Linked DNA regions of Mus musculus: region 2 is linked to region 1. Evidence: chromatin loops called from intact Hi-C (ENCODE). Cell type or tissue: left cerebral cortex. All regions are shown on one strand. Links, peaks and the distances in the headings refer to the core of each region. The heading gives the core; the rest is flanking DNA.

The links. Peaks named below come from ENCODE experiments on the same cell type or tissue, not always from the same donor. Only the 100,000 strongest peaks of a DNase experiment are listed, where the experiment ranks them.
Region 2: a loop joins it to region 1, with 4 times the contacts of the local background. A loop is called at or near these places in 2 of 42 quality-filtered maps.

What each region holds. Positions count from the first base shown.
Region 1 is chr11:3,324,871-3,336,264 of GRCm38, forward strand. It overlaps Pik3ip1 (phosphoinositide-3-kinase interacting protein 1), which reads left to right and starts at 5,861. Exons shown (of 6, transcript NM_178149.4): 1 at 5,861-6,134; 2 at 7,045-7,161; 3 at 7,239-7,358; 4 at 8,339-8,542; 5 at 8,635-8,713. The coding sequence starts at 6,065. It overlaps Gm12592 (predicted gene 12592), which reads right to left and starts at 6,320. Exons shown (of 2, transcript NR_165248.1): 1 at 6,044-6,320. In left cerebral cortex, for the core only: CTCF peaks have their summits at 3,536 (motif pointing right), 5,869 and 6,976; DNase peaks (open chromatin) are centred at 5,201, 5,853, 6,379, 6,627 and 2 more places; H3K4me3 peaks cover 2,822 bases; H3K27ac peaks cover 3,477 bases.
Region 2 is chr11:3,260,165-3,271,558 of GRCm38, forward strand. Drg1 (developmentally regulated GTP binding protein 1) reads right to left here and starts at 6,299. Exons shown (of 9, transcript NM_007879.2): 1 at 6,105-6,299; 2 at 4,603-4,726; 3 at 2,325-2,500. The coding sequence starts at 6,146. In left cerebral cortex, for the core only: a CTCF peak has its summit at 6,323; DNase peaks (open chromatin) are centred at 5,694, 6,303 and 7,084; H3K4me3 peaks cover 2,330 bases; H3K27ac peaks cover 1,442 bases.

The DNA of each region.
Region 1 (11,394 bases), core at 1,404-9,403:
TTATCTCAGCACTCAGAATGCAGAAGCAGGCAGATCTCTATGAGTTCAAGGCCAGCCTGGTCTACATATCAAGTTTCAGACCAGTAAAGGCTACAAAGCAAGACCTTGTCTCAACTTCTCCAGTCCCCAACAACAAACAATGTGAGGCCAGACAGCACTGACTCTACAGATAGCTCAGTGGTAGAGCACTTGCCTAGCATTTAACAGGTTTTAACTTCAATTTACAGTATATTTTACACACATACAGAAATGTGTACACAAGTGTACTGTGAACCCCCCAACACAGACAGAGAGAGAATGTTAGGTATAATAACATTTCCAAAAGGGGCTGGAGAGATGTCTCAGTGGTTAAGAGCACTGGTTGCTCTTCCAGAGATCTTGAGTTCAATTCCCAGCAACCACATGGTGGCTCACAGCCATCTGTGATGGGGATCCTATGATCTCTTCTGGTGTGTCTGAAGACAGTACAGTGTTCTCATATAAATAAAATAAATAAATCCTAAAAAGAAGAGGAAGGAGGAGGATGAGGAAGAGGAGGAGATGAGGATAGTGACAGTGTACTCATACATAAAATAAAATCTTATAAATAAATGTCAATTCATTTAGTCCATACTAACTTCAGTAGGCACAAAGACTAGATAGTTAGCTGGACAGTGGTGGCTCAAGCCTTTAATCCCAGCACTCGGGAGGCAGAGGCAGACGGATTTCTGAGTTCAAGGCCAGCCTGGTCTACAGAGTGAGTTCCAGGACAGCCAGGGCTACACAGAGAAACCCTGTCTCGAAAAACCAACCAACCAAACAAATAAACAAAAAAACAATGAAAACAAAACAACAACCACCACCACAACAAAACCCAAGACTAAATAGCTATGTTACAAATAGTTATGTATCAAGAACTTTACTGACATGGGCACAGAACCTAAAAAGAAATGTCAACTTGATTTTTCAGAAGATGAAAAGGAACTCAAAACTGTCTATGGAAAAAAACACTGAGATGCACATTCTCTGTGTTGCTCAAAGAGAAAAGAGAACTCAATAAAGACAGGAAAGAAATCCAGGGATGTGTTGGGGATAGGGTGGGGTGAATCAGAAGTTTGAAGTCAGCCTGGGTGACAGTTAGAATCACTACTATAAAGAGTAGAGTCAAAAAGAACATTTACAAACCTAAATAAAATTATATGATACTGGTATAGAGGATGTGTGTAACTCAATGAACAAAACTAAACAGTCTAAAAATAAGTAGATTTATGGACTGTTAATTTTCCACAATTGAATTAAAACTGCTTAAAACAGAACTGCAGTTCAACAAGATTTAAAACTTTTATACACAGAAAGACTATCTAGAAAGTGAGAGGGGCTGTGCGTGGTGGCACAAGCCTTTAATCCCAGCACTCAGGAGGCAGAGGCAGGCAGATTTCTGAGTTTGAGGCCAGCCTGGTCTACAGAGTGAGTTCCAGGACAGCCAGGGCTACACAGAGAAAGCCTGTCTCGAAAAAGCAAAAAAACAAAAAAAAAAAAACAAACAAAAAAAAAAAAACAAAAAAACAAAAAGAAAGATTGAGAGAGAGAGAGAAGAGAGAAAGAAAACATGAAAGGGAGCTGGAGATGTATTAATAGAGTCCTTGTCTAATATTCAAGAGGACCTGAATGAAAGCCAGGTGGGCGTAGGGCACCCACAGGTGTGTGTGCATACATGTGTGAGTAACAATAATTCCAGGGAGCACTTTAGTCTCAGACCCCAGGATTAGATCTGTAACACTGGCCACAGGCAACTGTTAAGGACACCCCAATACCTGAAGCCTGTGACAACCATAACAAGCCACTGCCTCAGACTGCTATCATGCCCTAAGGTAAACATACAGTGCCAGAGAGTGACAAGACACCCAGTGTCCTCGCTGGCCTCATGCCTGCACAATTATCCTGGCCCACTGAGCCATCTTGCCAGCTTTTTCTTTCTCTCAACCTCTCCCTTGCTCCCCATCTCTTCTGGTTTTGTTTTGGACAACATCTCACTGAGCCCAAGACAGTCTCAAACTTAAGGATCCTCTTGCCCCAGCCTCCTACTGGTATAATTACAGGCATCTGCGACAATGCCAGGCTTCCAGTAATTCCTACATGTAAACAGGTCCTCCATATTTGTCCTTCTGCTTTCTCCACTTTGCATTGGAGCCTCAAAGAAGCACAGCTTTCTTATTCTACCTTTAGTACTAGTGCAGTGCTTTGAAAACAGAGATGACGACAATAATTCAATGTTTCATAATTCAGTTATACATTTATTTTTTAAGATAGGTTCTCACTCAAGCCCTGGGTGGCCTGAACTCACTATATAAAACAGGCTGGCCCTGAACTTGCAGCAATACTCCCGACTCTGCCCTCCAAGTGCTGAGACACAGGTATATACCACCATAACAGTCAAGTATAAGATATTCTTTACAGTCATCCTGTGAACGATTTATCATCATCTTCATTTTACAGAAGCCCTCCTCTTCCACATATCCTTATGGGTTTTAGCAAACTGCTTAACTTCTGTACGACTGATTCATTGTACAAGGAGGTATGTCTACACAGTTTCTGAATGACTTTAGAGACAGGGTATAGAATGCACTAAGAACAGCAGCTGTCTCGTGAATGTCTCCCAATGTTAGATACAACATTTATTACTGTTCCGTGGCAAACCATTCTTTGGAATATACTGGGTGATCAGATTTCTGCAGAGATAGTTAGGTTATCCATCCCATCCTGCAGGCAAGTCTAGGTCAGTCTCTTAGCAATCCAGAGAGGGATGTGAGGGCCTAACACTAAAGTGAAAATACTTTGGCCCAAAAGACTTATAAACTGACTAATGGCCTTAAGTAACTGAAAACCAAGACTTTCCTGGCCACTCTATAACCTGTTGCCGTGGTCTTAATTTTTCTTTTTCAAAAACTGCCATCACCAGGTGTGGTGGGTGGCACATACCTTTGATCCTACCACTCCGGAGACAGAACAGGCAAATCTCTCAGTACAAGACCAATCTTGGGCTGGAGAGATGGCTCAGTGGTTAAGAGCACTGACTGCTCTTCCGAAGGTCCCGAGTTCAATTCCCGGCAACCACATGGTGGCTCACAACCATCCATAATGAGATCTGATGCCCTCTTCTGGGGTGTCTGAAGACAGCTACAGTGTACTTACATATAATAAATAAATCTTTAAAAAATAATAAAATATTACTGCCAAAACAAACCAAACAAAAAAGTGCAGGCAATAGTTTTATGAATTATTTGTTAAAGAAATATTTTAGTCAAAATTACAAATTATAAGGCAATCTCTTTAAAAGTATGGGCTTCCATGTCACATATGCTTGATGTATAGTTTTGGATTTTTCAGTCCTGTTGATGGAACTCACAGCCCTGTGCGTGCTAGGTAACTGTTCTGTCACTGAGCTACGTACTTAGTCCCACGTTGTTTATTGGTAAGATTCATTCTTAATTATTGTATTTTTATTTCTGTGTATGTGAGTGCTGGTACCTGTGGAGCCAGAAGAGGGCGTCAGATCTCTGGGGTTCCTCCCAGAATAGCAAATAGAAGTGAATTTATTTCAGCTGCTGTTGTTCATGTGCCTCTATAGAAAAACGTGTTTTTGTGGCTTGTGGCTTGTCCTTGTGATTGAACACCTTACTCATGTGATTCTTCTGATGTTCTGAGTAAAGCTGGCTATTGCATGTGACTCTCTCCCCCAGACTCATGCCACCATCTAGTGTGGAAAACAGCCCTCCTGCCTCACCTTCCTATGATGGGCATGCACCCAGCTTGTATACGTTCTCTATCCAGCTAAACACACTCCATTTGTCTCTCTCTTGCCTTGTATCACTTTCTTTTCTGTGATAATGCTGATGTTTTAAATATCATGCCTCTCCCATCCAGAATTTAAGCTTCATAAGAGTACAAATTCAAATATTTTTGTTCACACAATGAAGTCCCAGTATCTAAAAATACCAGCTAATATGGAGGTTTTCAAAATTAAATATTTGTAAAATTAACAAAAACATTTACCAAACTTTAAAAAAATATTTTTTTGGCACAGTGCCTCGTGTAGCCAGTGCTGGCTTCAAACGTCCTCTGTACATGCCCAAGGATGACCTTGAACTTCTGACCCTCCTGTCTCCGACTCCAGAGCTGGGATTCCAGACTTGTACTCCCCTACTCAGAATGTTGCATTAGGGATCAACAAAAGGGTTCTGACATGTCAACTGAGGTGTTTTAAAAGGACAAGGCTCTGCACCTATGAGATCTGAGCTCAAATCTTTAGCGCACACATTAAAAGCCAGACATGGTTATGTGTACCTAAAACCCAGCACTGGAGAGCATAGACAGGGTCCCCACAACTGGAGAATGTAGCCAGGAGCCAGCAGCCCAGCTTAAAGGTCACACTTTTGGTCCAGTAAGAGAACCTGTTTCAAGGTAGTAAGACACTGGGCATCCTGTTCTGACTTCCTTATTTACACACATGGGCACACACCATGTGATCTGACCCTACACACACACATACCACACACATATATACACACCACATGCACACCCCCCCACCCCTCCCCAACCCCACCCCCACACGCACACACACGCACTCTTTGGGGGGCGGTGTTTATATGTGTGTTTTGCCAGCATATGTGTATGTGCATGACTGAGTATCAGAGGAGGGAGTCCATATTCTGGATCTGGACACAGATGGCCTTATGCTAAGTGCTGGGAACTGAACTAAGTGCTCCGCAAGAGCAACAAGTGCTCGTAACTAATGAGCCACCTCCCCAGTCCGGACAATGGTTTTAAAAGGCATGTCAGGTGGTTTGGGGACATGGTTCAGAGACTAGGAGTACTTGCTGCTCTTCAAGAAGAGCTGACCCGAGTTCCACTGCCTACTTCAGCTACCTCCCATGGTCGACAACTGCCTATAACCCCAGTTCTTGAGGCCCTGAAGTTTTCCTATGGCCTGAGTACAGACACAGATAAACCCACAAATAAAAATAACCCTTTTCTTCTTAAAAGACACATCAGGGTTCAATCACTTCTCATAGTTAGAATCACATTAGCTTTCCACTATGATAAAGTCTATAAAACTTACTTCATAGTGTTATTTTTTTCCTCCCTACATTGTGGCAAGATCAAAACAGAGTTTCTATTCTTGGATTTGCCCCAGTCACAAGGTAGTCTTGGCAAACCACCCTGTTCTCTCAGTTTACTGAGGCTGCTTGGGAACTTCAACTGCCAGCCAAATAGAAACTCCAAAAGCCCTAAGTTATGTGGATGTGGTTTAACTGTAGACACAAATTATTGCAACTAGATTTCCTATATACTGCTTGAGGGGAGTTGGAAGGAAGACATTTTACTTCTGGGCTGGTAAAAAGGGTGGACTTTACAATATAGCTAAAGGAATTCAATGTTTGTGTAACATGTATTTTCAGCTAATGATACCCTTTCTGTGTTCCTACTATATATGGATAACCCAAACCTCAAATGTTAGTAAAGGAATGTGACTGAACTGGCCCTAGCAAAGTACAATTTAAATATATTGCTTCCAGACAGATAATTCTTAGTTGTGCTGTCTATGTGGTCTTAAATTCTTCCTGCTTCTGCAATCAGCATCCGCTCTTACAACTGTGTAGTGCTTTTGGGGCTCCTAATCCACCCCACTCCACGATGCCTTCTGACACAGTGACTCTGTACTCACACTGGTGGAAAAGGAAGAAAAGCCCTGGGCATGCAGTTGTGCAGGTCTCACGCGGAGCTGCTGCTAAGCAAAACCTCTCTGCCACTCTCGGCTTGGCTGAGTTCCTCTCTTGGCTCAGGGTTAGTGATCTGGTAAGGTCTAGGAGGCTTAGGACCCAGGGGGCGCCTTTCAGCTGAAAAACACCTCGGCTGCAGCAAGCTAGCTGGGAAGCTCCCAGTTCTAAAGAGAGGCTGTTTACCAGAAGAGCATAACAGGGGCCGGCCAGTCTGACTGCAAGGAGACAAAACTGCTGCCAAGGAGGACCCCCCCCCCCCATTTGGACACTGGCTGTTGAGTCACCTGCGAGCCGAAGAGACGAGGATGCTGTTGGCTTGGGTACACACATTTCTTCTCAGCAACATGCTTCTGGCAGAAGCCTATGGATCTGGAGGTGAGATTACGTTTTCTCCCCCTTTCTGCAGCAACTTAAATGAAACAGATTCCCCAAACGTGGTCAGGCCGACAGGGAAGGAAGGTTTTGGCTGCTTTTCTCGTTATCCTACGAAAGCATTCTTCTCTCCTCTCTCCTTCCTTGCCAGAGGCTTGCAGCTCCATCTTTGCCATTAAGAACAAAGACAAGTAGTCACTTTCTCTTTCCCTTTCCTTTCACACGAGTGGATGGAGTGGAATTCGTCTCTTCTACTCCCCAGAGTCTTACCCTTTTAAAGTCCGTTTGCTTTGTGTGGCAGGCGCACGAACCTCCCCTCTCCAGCCTCCTCCCGTGGCTCTCTGCTGAGGGGAGTGGGAGCTTAAGAGATGAGGCAGAGACCCTCAGCTGGGGTCTCTATTGGATCTTTTGCTTCCCTGAATCAAAGGCTTTTGTGGAATTCTCTTGGGAGCTGGCGGTGTCTGTTAAACTAGCAGAAAGTGGCTGTATTCGTAGAGAAGGGAACACCAGTTTATATAACATTGACTTCTCAACACTGGGATGACTTCCATGTCTGACTGCCCAGAACCAAACTCACCATCTCCACAGAAAGACCTTAGGGAGAAAGACCTTCTTGTACCTTCAAAGTGGTCCCAAGTCCAAGAATAACAACCCTTTGCAGTTGTGCAGCGATCTTAAGCTTTTTTAAAAGGAAGGAAGGAAGGAAGGAAGGAAGGAAGGAAGGAAGGAAGGAAGGAAGGAAGGAAGGAAGGGAAGGGAAGGGAAGGGAAGGGAAGGAAGAAGAAAGCTAAATCGAGTGTTGTGTGTGGACCAAACGCCGCCAGGGGCGTGACACTCTGAGGTACACAGGGCTTTCTCCCGCGGGGCCAGAGAAACGCACTAAGAGTCTCGGGCGGGTTCCTCTTCCTCATAGGCTGCTTCTGGGACAACGGCCACCTGTACCGGGAGGACCAGCCCTCGCCCGCGCCGGGTCTCCGCTGCCTCAACTGGTTGGCCGCGCAAGGCAGCCGCGAGTCGCTCACCGAGCCCAGTGAGTGTCCGCCGGGGAGGCGGGCGGGGTTGGTGGGCGGCGGCCGCGGCCCTTGACTCCTCTTCTCCCCACCTCAGGCCCGGGCAACCACAACTACTGCCGGAACCCGGACCAGGACCCGCGCGGGCCCTGGTGCTACATCAGCAGCGAGACCGGCGTCCCTGAAAAGCGGCCCTGCGAGGACGTGAGTTGCCCAGGTACTCGCCCTGGGACCACGGGTAAGGGACTCCAGCCCTGTGCGCCGAGCAGCGCTGCAGCGGTTACACCCGCCGCGCACGTGCGGCCGCTCGACGCCCGTCCCGCCCCGTCCCCACCCCCGCGCCGTCCGATTGGCCAGAGCTATCTCCAGGCAGCGGAGCTCAAAGCCCATTGGCCGCCGCAGCATTCGGAGTGAGCTCATCCTCTGCGAGCGCTTGTAAACAACGGTGGGAGGCAGCTTGCCTGCCTGTTCCGCCAAGCGCCCCGCCAGCCTTTACTGTGTAGCGGATGCTGTGAGCCAGGCCCCATGCTCACAGTCCCCGGGGAGAAGCTGTGTGAGGGCTCTGAGTCACCCAGAAGTTTGACCACCTGCCAAAGGCAATGGGTGTGTTCTGATTTGAATTCAAAGCTTTTAGACTTCAGAAAACTAAAATAGTTCTCTAGGATTAGATGAGGTGGTCAAGGTTAAGCACTTAACACTGGGATTGGCAGGAATCTTGTACGCAGTGTGGATTGTCTTCTGCTGTGAAGACCTGTGCAGTCTCTGGAGAAACCGCGTGGCAATCCCAGCAAGGTGTTGGAAGATCACAAAGACTGAAGCAGACAAGTGGGAGGCCAGAGAGAGGCTATTGTTTCTTGAGACCATTTCCTCACATTTGCCTTGTAATATCCCAGCATCCGTGCAGCCCTTTCAGGCCTGATTTTGCCCCTGGGGCAGGGGAGTTGTTTTCCCCCTTTCTGTTTTTGTGATAGGATCTCATTTTGCGGCCGGCTTGTTTGGCTGGCAGGGATTCACAGAGATGTTCCTTAATTCAGGTGTTCACCACCACTCCTGGCCTGGGGCAGGATTTGATATCAGTTTAGGGGAGCATTTTAGGGAAGACCCTTCCCGAAACATCCCCAACAGTCTTGTCAGGTTTGGCTGTAGAATGCACTTAGGACAGTCTTTGATGAGAGCTATTTCTCACCTCACCTCCAGAGACCACTTCCCAAGCACCACCGCCATCCTCTGCCATGGAGCTGGAAGAGAAGTCTGGTGCACCAGGTGACAAAGAGGCACAGGTGTTCCCTCCTGCTAACGCCCTACCAGCCAGGAGTGAGGCAGCCGAGGTGCAGCCAGTGATCGGGATCAGTCAGCTTGTGAGGATGAACTCCAAGGAAAAAAAAGACCTAGGAACTCTGGGTATGGCTACGTGGGATGGGGTTCCTCAGATGATATCATTGGCTGATTGTCCAGGGTGTGGCTAATGGGACCTGGTGTCCTGTCCTTTGCAGGCTACGTGCTGGGCATTACTATGATGGTGATCATCCTCGCTATTGGAGCTGGCATTATCGTGGGCTACACTTACAAGAGGTGGGTCCTTTCTCCTCCTGGATCTCTCGGGATAGGGCTAAGGAAGACATGAAAACAATATCACATCAGCTTCTTGGCGTCTTTCAAAAGGAAGTAAGGCATTGAATCAAAATCAGCTCAATAGTAGAGATTTGGTTTTAGTCACTGCCTGGTGATCTTGGGCCCTCAGGGCAAGGAATCCTCCTGTCTCAACCTCTTGGAAAATGGGATTTCTGAGCCCTTGTCATCATGCTCCGAAGGAAAAGAGATTCATTTTGTTGAGTTTTAAAATTTTGCTACTAAGATAGGTGTCCTGCTTCATACATACTCTAATCCCAGAACTCAGGAGACTGAGGCAGGAGGTTTACAAGTTTGGAAACTGAGGCTCTGTTTCAAAAAGACAAAAAAAAAAAAAAAAAAAAAAAAAAAAAGTAAAAAAGCAAAACATCTTTAATCTCAGCAGGCAGGAGGTGAGTTACCTCAATCTGTAAGGCAGAGTGAGACTGTGTGTCAAAACATTCCACTATTGAAAAAGGTCCCTAGCCCCTGGTCTTAGCCCCTGGTCTTGAAGTCTCATATTGGGGCTTAAATGTCATCAGTGGGGTGTCTTCTAGCGTAGGGAGAAGAAAATAAATCATTACAGAAGAAAACCCATTTGCCACTCCTTACAAGATATGAAAGTATAAGAGACTGCTTGGGAAGCAAGGACAAACTTGCAGCCCCATGGGACAAGTCTGTCATAATCAGTGACATGAATCAAAACCATTGTTACAACACTGAGTGTTCTCAGACAAAATCCGGGTATGAGTTCCAGCCCCAAGGACCAGCGCTATTTCTCTGCCAGGAGAAGCCTTCCTGTAAGGGAAGTGGCACAGTGGGCTGCGTTGTCCAGTTTTGGGAGCCACATCTAAAATGTGTTGAAGAGCCTCTCAGCCATCACTTTCTAACCCCGAGGCGTTCTTAGAGGTATTGAGTCAGCCACATTGTCGATGGAAAAGGGCAGGCGAGGCATTGCTTCAGCATGGCATGTTCTCACCTACTGCTATGCTATGCTCCGACGCTTGGCCTGCCCCAACCTCATTTTCTGTTTGAGTCTGGGTCTCATGTACTAGGCTGGCCTTGGAATCTTCATATATCGAGAACATGGCCTCAAACTCTTCATTGTGGTTGTTGTTGTTTGATGTTGGTGTTTGTTGGAGACAGGGTCTCAGTCACCCTGTAACTCTGGCTGTCATGGATCCCTCTAGACAGACCAGTCTGGCATTGGATTCAGAGAAGTGCCTGCCTCTGCCTCCTGGTTGCTAGGATTAAAGTGTTAAATCACCAAGCCTGGCTTCTTGCAGTCTGAATCCTGCTTCCTCCTCAGGAGAGCTAGATTCCAATCGATCTTATCAGATGAATGGCAGTTCTTTCCAGCTCTCAGATAAGGAAACTTGAGGCAAGAGAGAATAGGCGGCGGAGCAAGCTGCCTTCTACGTGGCCGGCTGGGCAGGCTGCTGCTTGTTACCCACCGGAAGCATTCCTGTTGGGGGAAGGTGTGTGGCTGCTTAGCTTGAGTGCATGGCGCACAGCGAGTGATCCATTAACAGCAGCTGCTGTGCTTGTCTATAGGCTGTGAGTACTTGACTACTTACCTTTTCTGGCCCTCAGTTTCTCTCTCAGCTGGGGAGTTAGGGATGGTGACTGCAGCCCTGCTGTTTCTGAAAAGGACGCTGGTGCTGTATTGCTTTCTTTTTCTTTTCTTTTCCTTTTGGTTTTTTGAGACTGGGTTCTCTATAGCTCTGGCTGTCCTGGAACTCACTCTGTAGACCAGGCTGGCCTCGAACTCAGAAATCTGCCCACCTCTGTCTCCCAAGTGCTGGGAGCAAAGGTGTGCACCACCACGCCAGGCTGCTCTGTTGCTTTCAATCCCAGCTCTACCATTCGCATGAACAGGTGATTTTACTTTATGGGTTTCTCTGATTTCCTGTGAGTCGGGAACCATGGACCTGTGGGAGCATCCCGACTAAGGGTGTGGTCCTCAGAAACATCGATGATTTGTAGGTCCAGGGACACCCACTTGTTCATTTAGAAACTCTGCAGAAAACAGTATAGTTCCTCTGCCTGTACAGTCCACTGACCCAGCCTGAGCGCTGAGACTCTCCCATGTTCCTCAGCCTCAGGACAGCATTTGGCCGCCTTCCCATCTTAGGACAGTTTCCAGACCTTCAGGAGCTTGATCTAGCTGCCCTCAATTCCAAGCTCAGCGGGTGCCCCGTGCAGAAGCCAGGTATTTTTCTTTTAGTTTTACTCTTTTAGGCTGTCATGGGTCTGCCACGTGACCTTGAGTGAACTTTCCGGTACATGGGGTGGGGGGTGGGGGAAGGCACTAAGTCACCAGATTCCCTGTCACCTCGGGACCACCCCTTTCCTTAGCAAATAGGCTCTGAGAACAACCTGTACAACAGGAAACCGCATGTGGTCTAGAAACAAGCTCCGAGCTTCCCTCTCCCCACCCAAAGGGAACAGATGGCAGGGCAAGAACTTTAAGTTGAGTGTCATTTCAGGCCACCCCTGCTTGGTAGGTATCGTGTCTGTTAAATGTTTCCCCTGCACAGACATTTATGTAAGCAGTCGGACAGCAATCAGATGCTAATCACAGTGGCCACTGTTGTCTGCATGCTTTCTTGATAAGTCAGGCCCTGCTGTATGCCTTCCTCGGT
Region 2 (11,394 bases), core at 1,731-9,730, 64 kb before region 1:
AACCCAACATTTATATAAATTCTTGAATAAATGGGTGAAGGGCAGCTCTTCATTAGAAATCCAGTTAACACAAGTACTGAACAAAAGCACTGAGAGCTACAGTTAGGACAGAAAGGAGTAAAGAACATTTAAGGAACATGCTGGATTCTGAAACACATATATGAACATTGTAACAGTACAGAGCTTAAGCAGGTGGAGAGATGGCACAGCACTGAGAACTTGCTCTTTGAGAAGACATGGTTCCTTCAGTTTTCACCACTCAAAAGGTGGCTCACAATCATCTGTAACTCCATTTCCAGGGGGTCACAACACCCTCTTGTGACTCAAGTGGTACACAGGCACACATGTGAGAAAATACACACATAAATAAATCTAATAATAAAATTAAACCTTGAGAATTAGAATGCAGATCTTTTTCAAAGTATCTCTCCTGAAACATCTACTGACTTTGAAAAGGAAACACAGAAGCCCTGCAAATACCATCTTAATAAACTCACAGAAACTAACATCAAGCCAGATGTAGCTCCCACAACAGATGAAAAGGCAGAATCTCAAACTCAAGGCCAGTTGAGCTACATAGAAAGAATCTGTCTCAAAAACAGAAAGACAGGAGAACTTGAGTTCAGATCCCCAGAATCCACAGTGAAGCAAGAACAAAAGCTCTTGCAATAACCTCAGGGTGGTGGGGTGGGAATTCCCAGGGCTAGCAAAAACATGAGTTCTGAGCTGGGCAGTGGTGGCGCACGCCTTTAATCCCAGCACTCGGGAGGCAGAGGCAGGCGGATTTCTGAGTTCAAGGCCAGCCTGGTCTACAGAAAGAATTCCAGGACAGCCAGGACTACAAAGAGAAACCCTGTCTCGAAAAACAAACAAACAAAAAAAAAGCATGTGGTAGGGCTGGAGAGATGGCTCAGCGGTGAAGAGCACTGACTGCTCTTCCAGAGGTCCTGAGTTCAATTCCCAGCAACCACATGGTGGCTCACAACCATCTGTAATGAGATCTGATGCCCTCTTCTGGTGTGTCTGAAGACAGCTACATAAAAATAAAACTTTTTAAAAAAAAACAAAACGAAACAAAAAGCACATGATAGCCACATTGAATGTATTTTCACTTTTCTGGTTGTGCTGCCTAGTCTTAGGCCAACTGGACACAACCTAGAATTATCTGAAAGGAAGAAACCCCAGTCAAGGAAATGCCTCCAAAGATCCAACTGTAAGGCATTTTCTTAGTGACTGATGAAGGAGCTGGTCTGGTGGTCCTAGCTTCTAAGAAAGCAGGCTGGAAAGCTGGAGAGATGGCTCATCTGGCTACTCTAACCAACACCCACATGAAAGCTCACAACTGTCTATAACTCCTGTTCTAGGGGATCCAACTACCTCACGGACATACATGCAGCCAAAATGCCCATGTAAATAAAATTAAAATAATTTAAAATAAAAAAGCAACCAGGCTGAGCAAACCATGGAGAGTGAGCTAGTGAGCAGTACCCACCCATGACCTCCTTCAGTGATGGGCTACAATGTGGAAGTGTAAACCTAGTAAATGCTTTTCCTCTCCAACTGGTTATGGTGTTCCATCCAAGCAACAGAAACTATGATATGACACACACTAACGTCAAGACACTGCCAACCCAAGTGTAGTGTCAGCACACCTCTAACTCTAGTACTTCACAGGCTGCAGCAAGGACAAACCTGGGAGTTCAAGGCTAACCTTTACTATATAATAAGACCTTTTCTTGGGCTGGAGAAATAGCTCAGCAGTTAAAGAACACTGGCTGTTCTTCCAGGGGATCTTACAGCTTCACACAGATATAACTTCAGGCAAAACACCAATGAACATAAAATAAAGATAAATAATAGAATTTTTTTAAAAGACCTTTTCTTAAAAAAGACTCAATTCTGCAAGTCATTTTGTGCATATAAAGCCCCGTCTCAGATGATCTTCCCTCAATGTCAGATCAAAAAGCAGACCCTTTTTTTCATATATTTTCATGGGTCCTATTTCACTCTAATAACTTTCTTGTTAAGTGTAGTAACTTTTTTTTTTCCCACAGGGTTTCTCTGTGTAGCTCTGGCTATCCTGGAACTCACTCTGTAGACCAGGCTGACCTCGAACTCAGAAATCCGCCTGCCTCTGCCTCCCAAGTGCTGGGATTAAAGGCGTGCGCCACCACACCTGGCAAGTATAGTAACTCTTAAAGAGATGAAGGGCCTACTAAATAAAAAGACAGTCCCGACATACTGTGGGCTATTAATAAAGCACTTCCTAAATGAATGAAAACAATGGGTTTCTTCCCTTTCTTGGCCTGAAAAATGTTACTCACCTGGATCTTGGCACCTTTATATCTGATGACACCAGGCACTGTGGTCAATGTAGTGAATTCATAGGCTGCCACTTCAGAATACACTCCTGCTAAGTTACTTAGCAGAGTTGATTTCCCCACAGATGGAAAACCCACAAACCCAATTCGAGCATCACCTGTCTTGGCCACATCAAAACCTATAAAACAGTAAGAAACATCAAAAACACAAATGTTATCCTTGGGTATAGTACACTTCACCTAATTCTTTTCATATTGTTGTTGGTCTGGTTTTCTAACTTCTAAAATACAGCTCAAGCATGAAATTCACAATTCAATAGTAATGCAGTACTAAAACAAAGAAATCCTTTATCACTTTATTTATAACAATTTTGCATAATATTTAAGGCCCAAAGATTACAAAAGAATTCATCTGCCAGGCAGTGGCAACATATGCCTTTGCCCCAGCACTCAGGAGACAGAGGCAGATGGATCTCAGAACAGCCAGGGATACAGAGAAACCAATCTCAAAAAAAAAAAAAAAAAAAAAGAAAGAAGAGAAAAGGAAAGAGAAGTAAGGAGGAGAAAGAGGAGGGGCTGAAGGTTATGAGGCATAGTAGAGCAAGCCTGTAGTCACAGCACTTGGAAGGTAAAAAGCAGAGGAAGCAGAAATTTAGGGGCCAGCTTGGACTAAGATCCTTTCTCAAAAACATAAAACCCTGGGGCTGGAGCACTGATTGCTCTTGCAGAGGACGAGACTCAATCCCTAGCACTCACATCACAGCTAGCAAGCTTCTCTAACTGCAGTCTCAGGGTCCCTGAGGGATACAGTATGCTCTTCTGGCCTCCAGGGGTGCTTCATAGGTGATACAAAGATACACACAGGCAAAACACATACACAAAATAGCATAGGGGTTGGAGATGGCTCTTCACAAAGCATGCATGCTTATTTCTTAGCATGCGCAGCTACACATGCAGTTCCAAGGGATTTTACTCCTTCTGGGCTCTGAAAGCACTGGTGCACATACAATTAGTAACCACATATTCACACATTTATTTTATTTTGTTTTGTTTTGTTTTGTTTTAATTATTTCTTTTGAGTTAGGGTAGCTATGTAGCTCTGGCTGTCCTGCCCCCTACATGCTGGGATCAAAGGCATATACCACTATCCCTGGCCCACACATAAATTTAAAATATTAACAATATCAAAAAAATAAAGCCAGAATTAGAGGTATACACCTTTAATCCCAGCATTCTGTAGGCAGAGGCAGATGGCACTGTGAGAGTTTAAGGTCAGCCTAGTCTATACAGTGAGAGTGTCTCAAACAAAACAGAACCACAAAAAACAAGATACAGATTTGAGGCTCTGTGTTTATCTCTGGTTTGGATTTTATCCGATCCCTGGGAATGGTGTGACCAGATTTTTTGAAATGGGATATACTTACATAGCCTAGGCTAGTTTGGAAGACTGGAATTTGCAATCCGCCAGCCTCATTCCGGAGTACTGTATGTGCATAGCTTTTGAGATTGTGTGTTTGAGTGGGCATGCATAAACTGGAAGTTGATATCAGGCTTCTTCCTCTACCCTCTAGTTCTCACTACCAGCCACCACCACCCAACTCAAAACATTAATTACACCTAATGTGGTGGCGCACGCCTTTAATCCCAGCACTTAGGAGGCAGAGGCAGGCAGATCTGAGTTGGAGGCTAGCCTGGTCTACAGAGTGAGTTCCAGGACAGCCAGGGCTACACAGAGAAACACTGTCTCAAAAGACAAAAACAAAAACAAAAAATTGGGCTAGGAGATGGCTCAGTAATCAGTGTGCCTGCCACACAACATGAGGACCTAATTGTGGATTCCCAACACCCACAGGTAAAAAAAGCCCTGTAGCAGCAGCACACACCCGTGATCCCATTGCTGCATTATAGGCAGGTCTCCAGAGACTGATGGATCGCCAGTCTAGTTGAACTGATGAGTTTCAGGATAAGTAAGACCCTATCTCAATTTAAAAAAAAAAAAAAGGACTGGTCTTCCTATGCACATAAACACACAGAAATGCATTCTTGGAAGCCAGACACAGTGGTGTGCACTTTTAAGCCCAGCACTTGGGGAGCAAATGGACTCTGTGGAGTTCACTGCTAGCCTAGACTTTATAGTTAAGTTCCAGGATAAGAAGTACACAAACAAAAAAAAAATTGTCTATGGGCATATGAATATATAACACACATACACACATTAGATATTTGTATTATTTTACACACACATATTATATATTCACACATATTACATGGAACTACAAACCTTCTCCTGGCCCCCCGCCGCCGCCACCTTTAGGAGTGATGAGTTCTCTTCGAAGTTTAGCAAGGCGAGCCTTAAGCAGGCCAAGGTGATGAGCTGTGGCTTTGTTCTTCTGAGTCCGAGCCATCTATCAGGGAAGAATCACAGCCATAAACTCTGCAGCGTTCCAGGGGAAAAGTCCTGAATGCTCCCAGAAGCTGAGAATATGTTTTGGCTTTCTAATGTCAGTGTAACCATTTTAATTTTTCTTAACACAGGGTCTCTTTATGTGGTCCTAACTGTACTACAACTTATTATGTAAACCAGGTTGGCATTGAATTCATTAGTGTACCACTGGCCTCGGCCTCCTGAGCTCCACCTAAGAATTATTTTTTATCCTTAGACGCCCACAATAGAGGTGAAGGTGAACAAACTGTCTATTGAAATACTGCTTCAGGGGAAGACCAAATGGCTCATATTCACGAGCATCCAGCAAACTGCAGACTGAAGAGGATACAGGCAACTAAGTATTTTTTAAAAAGAAAAACCAAGCCTGGCTAATGTCAGCACTCTGGAGGCAGAGGCAGATCTGTCTGAGTTCAAGGCCAGCGTGATCTACACAATGGGATCCCTGACATCCAGAAGTATGTAGCAAGACCCTGTCTCCAAACAAAGGAGAGAGGTAGAGGGAGGGAGAGAGGGAAAAAATCCAGGGCCAGATAGACACACTCAAGTGCACTTGCTGCCAAACTTGGAAGACCTAAACTCAATCCCAGAAACCATGACTGAACAGAACGATTCCCCTAAGTAATGCTGAACACACACACACAGAAACATAAAAATAAACTGAATTCCCTCTCCCCTCTCCAGTTCATTCTCTTCACCACAAAAGAAACAAACGAGACCCAACGTGAAAGGACCCACGGTCATTCGAATTTCTATCCACAGAGGGAATTAAAATGCATCTGCTGATTCGTTTCTACGGTACCCAATCTAAAAGAAGGGTGTCACATTACGGACTTTAAAAAGCCCTGAAGGTCTCAGGGATGACGCGCCATCCAGGTACAATCTACTTACTCCCAGATCTTACCGTCACAACCAACGGCGTGTAAAAGGGGACCACCAGTGAGTGGCAAGTGGGCAAGGAATAACGGGACAAGACCTCAAAGCCCGTGATCGGATCACGGAGTCTGGGATATAGAAGTCGTGTGGCTCAGAGAAAAAAGCAAGAAAAACAGAAATAATGTCGAGACATGCGCCGAAAACCGGAGCAAGTGCTGGGTGTGGGATGTGGGAGGTTGCGCAGAGACGGAGCTGGCGGATGGGAGCTGAGAAGCCCAGGCCCGAGGAACTGAGGGAAGGGGCTGCATGGGGACGGGGCTGCGGCAGCGCAGGTTTAGACTACGGGGGCGATGGCAGCTGGTGGCACAGGGGTGGAAGCCAGGCCCTGACGCCGCGGACGCAACACCGGAGGAGCCGCAGCGCCGCAGAAGGGCCAGGAGAGAAGCGCCGGCTGCGCCTTTTACCTCGGCTTCGATCTCCGCGATCTTCGCTAAGGTCCCGCTCATGGTGGCGGAGGGCTTAAGGCCACACCAGCCTCCACACTGGTTAGGTCCCCCTTCTCGCGCCCGCCGCGCCTCTGGCCACCACTGCAGCGCGCAAGCGCGGGATCTGCTAAGCTCGCGACACGGTTCCGCGAGAAGTCCGCGCCGACGCTCTCGGAGATGGGCGGTCTCCGCCTTCTCCGCCGACTCCTCCCTGTCCCGCCAGCCAGCGCGGTGTCATAGAGCCCGCAGTGAGGTGACCAGAGCGGTCGCTCGGGCCAACTTCCCGGAGCGCGCCGAGGGTCGCGCGCAGCTCGGCCCCACCCCGCCGGACCTGCGCTCGCCCCTTCGACTCCCGTGCCCAGCGTGCACCTAAACCCGGCGACCATCAGAGTGCGCGCAGATACTTGGAAGCTCCCTTTCTTCATCAGGACAGACCTCGGCTTCCTGGGTTGTAGAGAGACTCAGAGGGGTGGGGGGTTGTAGAGAGACTCAGAGGGGTGGGGGGCACAATTTTTGAGGGATCCTTTGTTTACCAGGAACCCTAAAGAAGGAGTGTGGCACTCAACGAGCCACAGTTAGTGGATCGAATGAGCTCTTCCAGAGAGAGCCATTACTTGGAGAAGCTATCATGTTGAAAAGTTGGAAATTATGTTAGCACAAATTAGAAGGGAATGCATAAATAAATATAAAAGCATTTTTATTGTGTAAAATAAGGTTACAGCCACTAAAGCGTAGTGTGACTGGAAGTGAGTCCCGAATTTGTCAGATGGACAAATAGAACTGTGCCTTTTATCATTATACTCTCTAGGCTGTTTGTTAGAAATACACTTAGAGAGGCATAGGGTAGTGGTACCCACCTTTAATCCCAGCACTTGGGAGGCAGGCGGATTTCTGACTTCGAGGCCAGCCTGCTCTACAGAGTGAGTTCTAGGACAGCCAGGGCTATACAGAGAAACCCTGTCTCAAAAAAAAAAAAAAAAAAAAGTACCGGAGTGTGTCTCCTGGTGGTGCTGAGACCAAGGATCTCCTGTGTTCAAGGCAACCCTCGACTACCACACACCATGCCAGAAAGTACATTCTAGGAAATGTAGATAAACCAGATGATAGAGGCGCACGCCTTTGATCCCAGTACTCAGGAAGCAGAAACAGGTAGATCTCTGAGTTCAGTTCCAGGCCAGCCTGGTCTTCAGAGCAAGTTCCAGGACAGTCAAGGCAGAGAAAGCTATCTCGAAAAACTGGGAAAAAAATAAAATAAAAAAGGGAAAAAAAGAAAAAGGGAGGTAAAAGAATGGTTCCCATAGGAAGGTTTTTCCTGTAATGCCGAGGACTCACTCATGACACTTAGATCGGGAGGATCCCCCTGAACCCTGAGGGGAGAATTGTTTATGGGTCTGATGATGAGGGACATAGAGGGACCGACCATTTGCTTTGTGTAATTGTTTAATTGGGCTTTGGACACGGGTGCATACTTTCTTTTATCTAACTGTGTAACTTTGAATGATCTAAAATTAATTATGTAGACCAGGCTGGCTTGGAACTCCCCCAGATCCACTGACTCAGTGCTGAGGTTGAAGGAGTATATCACCACTCCACCTTTTACTTTTGAGTTTTTGTTTTTGTTCTTTCTAGACAAGTCTCTGTGTAGCCCTGGCTATCCTGAACTCACTCTGTAAACCAGACTGGCCTTGAACTCAGAGATCTTGCCTGCCTCTTTAGTCCTGAGTGCTAGGATACTCTGTTTTCTGATTTTTTTTTTTTTTTAGCTTATTACTATTGGTTCTACTTTCTCATTAAATTTTTACAAATTATACATTTTATTTAGGGTATGTATAATTTATATGCATAAAATTATGGATATTTTCTATGTATAAATTATATATACAAATATAATTTATGTGCATTGGTGTGAGATCGATGTGAGCTGCCATGTGGGTGATAGGAATTGAACTTGGGTTCTCTGGGAGAACAGGCAGTGCTCTTGATTGCTGAGCCATCTCTCTAACAACCCCCTCCACACTCCCTGACTCTGGAGGTCTGTTGCTCATATGGAGATCAGAAGACAGTATGAACCCCAGGGATCAAAGCTGGATCCTCAGGCTTGTCAGGAGGCACCTTTACACACAGAGCCATCTCGCTGGCTCACATATATTTCTGTGTTTCCATTTTATATAAGATTGATGCACCCATAATTACTGTGTAGTGATAAAATTTAAAAAGACTTCTCCTGGGCTGAAGAGATGATTCAGAGGTTGAGGTCACTGACTGATCTTCCAGAGGTCCTGAGTTCAATTCCCAGCAACTACATGGTGGATAACAACCATCTATAATGAGATCTGGTGCCCTCTTCTTATATGCAGGCAGAACTCTGTGTATATAATAAATAAACCTTTTGTTTTGTTTTGTTTTGTTTTTTTCGAGACAGGGTTTCTCTGTGTAGCCCTGGCTGTCCTGGAACTCACTCTGTAGATCAGGCTGGCCTTGAACTCAGAAATTCACCTGCCTCTGCCTCCCAAATGCTGGGACTAAAGGCGTGAGCTACCACTGCCTGGTAATAAATAAACCTTTTTTAAAAAGACTTCTCTTCTTCAAGTGTTTTATGGAAAGGTAGTCAGCATGCCCAGCACTGTTTTGCTCTCTGAAAGAAGCTTGCTGTGTATAAGTGAGTTTGTGTTGATAGATTAATCCACTGGGAATGGACAGAAGAGGCTTACCCATACAGATGGCCTCTGCCCCACCCAGAGAAGGGTTTATTTATATAAGTTTGTAAATAAAAACTATTCCAGCTTGCCAGGGGTAACAGTGAGAAATTGTATCTAGTTGTAGGGAGGGAAAGGGAAACAAACGCTTTTACAGAAAGTTCCTGAAGGACCTGGGCTTTGCTTCTTTTCTTTAACCTCAGCCTTTTCATAAATAAATTAAGGAATAATGAGGTAACTTGATCCAGCGCCATTAGTAATGGAGAAGGGAAGAAGAGGCAGGAAGCCCAGCTGGAAAGGGGAGTGATCAAAGATCAGTCTTAAAAGACAGATAAAATCAAATCAGCAGCCCTTCCAACCAGGGTGCTCATGGAATATGGGACAGCAACAAAGCGTCACCTCTGCAAGGGGGTTCTCCTTAACAAATCTCTCCATAGGACCTGCAAATTCAGCTCTTTACAGCCATAACCTAGGTCCAGTCAGCGTCAGCCACTTGTTACAGGGAGATCCTGTTGCCATAGAACAAGAATAAACGTGTGACGCTCAGTGTGGTAGCTCACACCTGAACTTCAGCTTTGGAGTCAGACAGATGTTGTGGGATTGGAGGTAGCCTGGGCTACATGTTGAGTTCCAAGACAGATTGCCTCAAATAAAATACTAATGTCAGATGTGGTGACATAGCTGTATTTGGGAGGTGGAGGCAGGAGAATCAGGAGCTGGCAGGGTGCCCATGTTATATTTGACCTCATCAAAAAACAAACAAGCCGGGCGGTGGTGGCACATGCCTTTAATCCCAGCACTTGGGAAGCAGAGGCAGGTGGATTTCTGAGTTCAAGGCCAGCCTGGTCTACAAAGTGAGTTCCAGGACAGCCAGGGCTACACAGAGAAACCCTGTCCCAAAAAGACAAACAAACAAAACAGAAAAATAAAGAAGCCTCATTTCTTTCGAGGAGATTGGGGGCTGAGGTGGAAAGGACCAACATTCCAAAAAGGGTATAGCTTTCCTGGAACTCACTCTGTATACACCAGACTGGCCTCGAACTCAGAGACCCTCTTGCCTCTCTGCCTCCTGAGTGCTGATATTAAAGGTGTGCACCACCACCAGCCATCTTACCAGGAGATTTTAACTGTTAGAAACTAACTACAGTTGTTAGGTTTTTTTGTTTGTTTGGTTGGTTGGTTTTTGGTTTTGGACTTTTTTTTTTTTTTAGATGTATAAGGTGTCTTGAGTAGTTCTTGGGTTTGGGTTTTGCTTGGTTTTGTGAGACAAGATCTTCTAAGTAGTCCAGGCTTGGTTTTGTGCTCAACAACACATTCTCTGACCAGGATACTTCATCGCATCTATCTGGTTAATGCTTCACAGTTTTTAAGTGTTCCTTGGCAGTTCCTGGGTAGGGGCTCTGGCTTTTGCTTCCCCAATGGCACATCATGTTGTTGTTGTTGTTGTTGTTATAAAAGATGGGCCAGGAGTATCTAGTGTGGTGGAACAATGGTTCAGCAGTTACTAGCACATGCAGCTATGGTAGGGGATCCTAATTTGATTCCCAGAACCAAGAACCATCTCATAACCATCTGTAATCCAACTCCAGTGCCAGGGGGGTCTGCCCAATGTTCTCTTCTGGCCTCTGAGAAGATCAGGCACAAATGAGGTACAGAGATATACACAGGCAAACTATTCATAAGCATAAAATTAAATAAACGTTAAATAATTCTCTCTCTTTCTGTCTCTGTCTCTCTGTCTCTGTCTCTCGTGTGTGTGTGTGTGTGTGTGTGTGTGTGTGTGTACAAAGATGAACATCAGAGGACAACTCTTTCTCCTTCCACTGTGAGACCCAGGATGGACTCATGTCATCAGATTTCAGCAGAAAGCACTTTTATCAAATGAACCATCTGCTTGTCTTTGAGGGGTAAGGTGCATGGTGAGGTCTCCTGTAGTCCAGGTTGACCTTTGTTAGTTGTCAAAGCACAGAGTAAAAGAGACAAAAGAGTCCGGGCGTGGTAGCCCACTCCTTTCATCTCAGCACTAGGGAGGCAGAGGCAGGCAGATTTCTGAGTTCGAGGCCAGCCTGGTCTACAGAGTTAGTTACAGGACAGCCAGAGCTATACAGAGAAAAAAAAGAGAGAGAGAGACAAAAGAGACAAAAGACAGGAAAGAGACCAGAGTCTGACCTTGGCAGATGATACTGTGTTTATTGGTACAGACATTGAAGGACAGTGGATCTTTAGTCTCTCTTCCTGGAGCTGTTGGTTCAAGCAAGACAGACTAGCTTTTGCTACAGGATATTTGACCACTGTGGGCCTCCAAGATTGTGCTATTTAAAAAAAAAAAAAAACAAAAAACAAAAAAGGTTTCTAGGTGTTACCACTAGACTTAGCACACACCTTTAATCCCTCTGGCTGGAATACAGACATGCCCTCGGTACATACCTTTAATCCCAAACTCTATCCCATTGAAGATCACGTTAGTTTGTAGAAGGAAGTAGCCATGTTTGAAAGTGATGTCTAATTGAGTGGCAGACAAAATGATAAATCAGAGAAAAATTTTAAAGACTAGGATCTGCCCAACTCTAATG